Linked DNA regions of Homo sapiens: region 2 is linked to region 1. A link is an interaction called in ENCODE POLR2A ChIA-PET data of the cell type or tissue named here. Cell type or tissue: Caco-2. All regions are shown on one strand.

Region 1 (2,500 bases):
CCTCTTATTCATTTGGGCTCAGACAGCTACAAGGTTTTCCCACCCTCCCTCCCCATTTTCCTTCCCAGGCACTTTCCCTGACAAAATCCTTATATGGCCGGGTGCAGTGGCTCACACCTGTAATCCTAGCGCTTTGGGTGGCTGAGGCAGGCAGATCACCTGAGGTCAGGGGTTCAAGGCCAGCCTGGTCAACATGGTGAAAACCCATCTCTGCTAAAAATACAACAATTAGCTGGGCGTGGTGACACATGCCTGTAATCCCATCTACTCAGGAGGCTGTGGCAGGAGAATTGCTTGAACCCAGGAGGTGGAGGTTGCAGTGAACCGTGATTGCAGAACTGCATTCCAGCCTGGGCGACAGAGTGAGACTCCGTCTCAAAAAACAAAACAAAACAAAACACCTTGTATGTTTAATCTCATTTTAGCTTTTGTTTCTCGGAAGACTGGGACTAACACAGTGTACCATGCAGAATTTTCAGCGAAGCTTGGTTCACGCTGGTATCATAAATTAGAGGGTTAAACAGTTTCCTGTTTCTCTCCAGATTCCACACTAAAAGCCTCCAGGCACAAAGCCTTACAGTGGTCCTCCCTGAGGTGTTGCTTTCCCTGCTAGTAACTTAGGTGGTTGGTCTTATCTCATTCATCGATTCATCCATTCATGCAAGAAGTATTTATTGATTTCTCACTATATTCTAAGCCCTGGGGATACAAAGATGAATGAATGTCAGGAAATCTGTTCTCAGAGAAATCACAGTCTAGTAGAAGAAAAATTTGGTCAACAGATAAACAACACTAATTGATTTAACTTTGTCTTGCACTTTTCAGTTTTCAAAGGGCTTCTGCATGTTGATCACTTAATTCCAATAAGCCTGTGCAACAAACCAGGCAGGCATAAATAAATCCATCTTAAAGGAGAGGAAATTGAAGCTTAGAAATATCAAGATTACCCAGGAAGTGGCAGAGATGGGACTTGAATCCAGGTCTTCTGTGGCTTAGCTGAATGTGCTTTTCCAGAATCTGTTAGTAATTGCGTTTGTGCTGCTAGGAAATACTGTAGAATATCTTTAGAGTCTTGGCCTTAATAGCCCTGATTTTAATATTGGACCACTAAGGCCAGCAACTCCTGGGTTAAAGGAGTTTTAATTTTGGCCTATATTTATGCAGAATTTGGAATGCCATCTTGTTTCATATTTCTTTAAGCCCTTCGCCAAGAAGCATCACACCCCCACCTCCACCCAGCCTTGACCAAGCCACAAAGCCAGATGCAGCCTTTCACGGTGAGGGATGAGAACAGAAAGTTACCCTTCCTGAAAGTGGAAAGTGAAACTGACCAGCCAGTTCCATCCTTTCAGCTGGTCGGAATGCGAAGGGTCAGCCTAAGTGGGGGAAAGTAAACACCGTTTCAGCCTTTCCTGGGACTTTGACCATTGAGTGGGAGACAGACAAAAGGGAAGAAATTTTACTCTCAATTTCTTCAGCTTAGTTATTGTCAAGAGTTGCCTTCAGCCTCTCAGTTCTTGACTTAGTGAAAATAAATCACATTTATGTGGCCTGCCCCAGACAAAGCCCATTTGTCCGTCCTCACACCAGTAAATCCAGACATCAGTGTCTGTCTAGATAAGAACTGATTCCTGAACCAGGAAACCAAGAAGAGCCTGTGAAAAGGTGAGTTATTAATGGCCTCATGACAAGCCTGCGTTGTGCCATTTGGACGAAATTTACATAGGGAGAGGAAGCACATTTATAAGTGTCTGAAAGAGATGAAGAAAGAGGAAGCCTTTCGGGGGGGGCTGTGGTAGCTCCTGCTTTGTTAGCAACACTGGGGTTTCCTGAACGAGGAAACAGGGGCCTGCAGGCCTCCAGACCTGGGTGCCTAGAGGGGAGCACTTTCTCACAGGTGTGGAGATGGGATACAGGTTGGATAGTGCTCCCTAAGGATCCTGATAAACCCCGCCAAGGAAGCTTACCTGTGCTCTTCTGGTTGCCTGTGCATGGTAGATGCAGCCCGAGACGCTGAATCCAGGATAGAGGTGGGTTTTTGTGCAGCCCATTTACCATGGTGGGGAAGTAGATTTTCCTCCAACCCTTCCCAGGTTTATATCCCAGAGACTGGTTGAGGGAATGTCAGTCTGTGGCTGAGATGCAGCTCACCTAGCAGAATCTTTTCCCCTTTTGGGTCATGTTTTCTGAGAGTGGCTGTTCCTTCTGTTCTTCTGCTAACCAGATCTGGAGTTGGGAGCTTTGAATTCTGCATGTGGTTCTACCATTAAACCAGAAGCTTATGAACTAGGGCCGGTCAGTTCATGGCCCATGCCTCTATTTTTCCATCTGCAAAATGGAGATAGTCATCTCTGTCACATGTGCCTGGAGACACTGAAAGGAGCAAAGGAGAACAAATCAAAAAGTTCAGAGGCACTGGGCGCTGAGACAACTCCAGCTGACCCTTGGCTTCTTGGTTGAGGATAGAGCAGCTCTATTTGGGAAAGCTTCCTGAAGGTTG
Region 2 (2,500 bases), 230 kb before region 1:
TTTTCAGGTTTCTTTTTTTAAAAAAAGAATCAAGTATAGGATGACTTAAAAGAACTAAAATTTTAATTATTGTATATTAAGAGGTAATCTGTGATAAACAAAATGTGGTATATCCATACAATGGAATAAAATTATAATATGGATGAATAAGCCTCAAAACACATTGTGTTAGGTGAAAAAAGGACAGAAACAAAAGACCACATACTATGAGTCCATTGATATAAAATGTACTGAAAAGGCAAATCTATAGATAGAAGAAAGTACATTAGTGGTTTCCTATGGCTGAATGAAAATGAAAAAATAATTGCAAATGGGCAACACATTTCTTTTTGTATTAAGGGAAATATTCTAAAATTAGATGGTGGTGATGGTTGCATAATTCTGTGACTATAATAAAAATCGGTGAACTGCACACTTAAAATAGGTGAATTGTAAGGTATGTAAATTATGTCTCAATAAAGCTGTTTACAAAACAGGTACTCTATGCCTGTTTGGTAAAAATTTGTAATGTTTTAAGAAAATCTGGCCTATTAGAGCCAGCCTTGTAATTCTAATTTAAAATGTATAATTGAACAGCTGATTTAGACTTATGATTTTAAGCCGAAATTTTACTAAGTTTGCATCCTGTATAAGAATACTCACAAAACTTAAGGATGTTTATATTTACAATTTTAAATTATTAGATTTACAAGATTTATTTAAGTATCTAAGGTTTTATTAATCAATATTTACAGAGAAAATAAATTTAATTTATACTTACAGATTTAAATGTTTTAAGAAGTTAAATTAAGATATTTATCAAAAGTTTGTTAAAATTAGTTACAGAATAAGATCTGTATTTAGAGAGAACCAGGTTTTAAGTTTATAAATTTAAATAAAGTGAACATTTAAAAATTAAAAATCAAAATAACTATGCATTACCTTTTCTATTCACAAAGCCATCAAGAATATTATTTTTTAAATCTCACATTTAATAAGAATTAATCAAGTGTTTACATAGAGCTCAGCAGTGTGGGGATACAGGGGTTATGTTTAAAAATATGCCCTGCCGTTAAGATATTTATAATTCTAGTCAAGGAATCAAAATTAACATGCTTTCCCACTACTATGCAGATACTTATAACTCTCCAATCCTTTATCTCTTGCCCTAAGACCAAATTTCTAATTTCCTACTTCATATTATCACCAAAATCTCCTAAATACCTAAAAATGCCCACCAAATCAAAATCATTTTACTCCTTTCCTTCATCTCAATCATAGATTTCGTCTATATTCTGTATTCATTACTAAGAAAATGGCATCACGAACACCTTCCCCCCAAGTTATTCAGGTTAAATAGAGACCTCGGTTAGTCACAATTCTATTCTTTCCATAAATCACCAAGTATTCCGGTCATTGAGTCCTATTCATTTTACTTCAGAAAGATTCCTCCCAATCTGTTCTCTCTTTTCCATCCCTAAATTCAGGTTTTCACTATCTCTTATCTTAACAATTATAATAAATGTCACTCATGTTGATAATAATGACAGTTATCATTAACTGCACCCTTATTTGGTATCAGGCAAGCACTATAGCAGGTGCTTCATGCCCATAACAAAATATTCAAAGGAATACTGTAAAACAAGCACTATTACTACCCAGAATGTGTAAAACAAAACAAAACAAACAACCCTGAAAATCAAAGCAGCTAATTCGTTCCAAACTGCAAAGGCCAATATCTAGATTTAAAACCATTCCTGTGATTCTAAAGCCCAGGCTCTTTTCATTTCATCACACCACCTATTAATAACATCTCTTAATTTTTAATTTATCTTAGTATTCTCCCACACCACCATCTCTACCACCAGAATCCACCCTTCATGCTGCTGCTAAACATCATCCTTTCTAGGTTTTAAAAACATTTGATAGCTTTCCACTGACAATAGTGAAGATTTCAATTTCTGGATGCCATGCATGATCATTATAGGATCTGATCCCAAATTATCTTTTCAGTCTCTCCTGCTACCATATTCTGTATACATACACTATGCTCTGGCCATACTGATCAGTCACAACACATACTGTCAATGCTTCCACGCCACTTGAGCACAATATGTCGTCAGCCTACAATGTTCTTCCTGCAACCCTCAATCTAATTCTAAGGTATCCCCATCTCACCCCATAAGCCCCAGGCAAAGTTAGGAACATCCTCATCAGTACTCAAGTTGTACTATTTATATACCTTTTTTTGGTATTTAATCCGCTAGATTTTCAGCAAAGAACTGGAGTTTATTCATCTTTTAACATCACCCTATACTTTGAACTACCATCCTCAAGTAAGTGCTCAATAAATATTTGTTGGATGAATGCAAACACACTCTTTTTAATTCCTACATCATTATAATTAACTGAGAGGTTGGAGATTTTACAAGGACTCTGTTTTATGTGTCAGGCAAGCTAAAGACTTGAAAAAATAGAAATAAAACAGAAGGGTAACAGATATCTGACCAAACAAAAAAAA

What was found. ChIA-PET counts read pairs that join two places held together with the same protein. Peaks named below come from ENCODE experiments on the same cell type or tissue, not always from the same donor. Only the 100,000 strongest peaks of a DNase experiment are listed, where the experiment ranks them.
Region 2: POLR2A ChIA-PET joins it to region 1 with 6 read pairs; 2 of 35 experiments call an interaction of 5 or more read pairs at or near these places.

What each region holds. Positions count from the first base shown.
Region 1 is chr10:96,672,788-96,675,287 of GRCh38, reverse strand. All of the region lies in intron 2 of PIK3AP1 (phosphoinositide-3-kinase adaptor protein 1), which reads left to right. Among named protein-coding and RNA genes, the nearest start is that of PIK3AP1, 46 kb to the left of the region's middle. RefSeq lists enhancers at 1,267-1,336, 1,467-1,536. In Caco-2, no CTCF peak of the experiment used is centred here; a DNase peak (open chromatin) is centred at 1,377.
Region 2 is chr10:96,897,879-96,900,378 of GRCh38, reverse strand. The region is part of intron 2 of LCOR (ligand dependent nuclear receptor corepressor); the gene reads right to left. Among named protein-coding and RNA genes, the nearest start is that of LCOR, 67 kb to the right of the region's middle. In Caco-2, no CTCF peak of the experiment used is centred here; no DNase peak of the experiment used is centred here.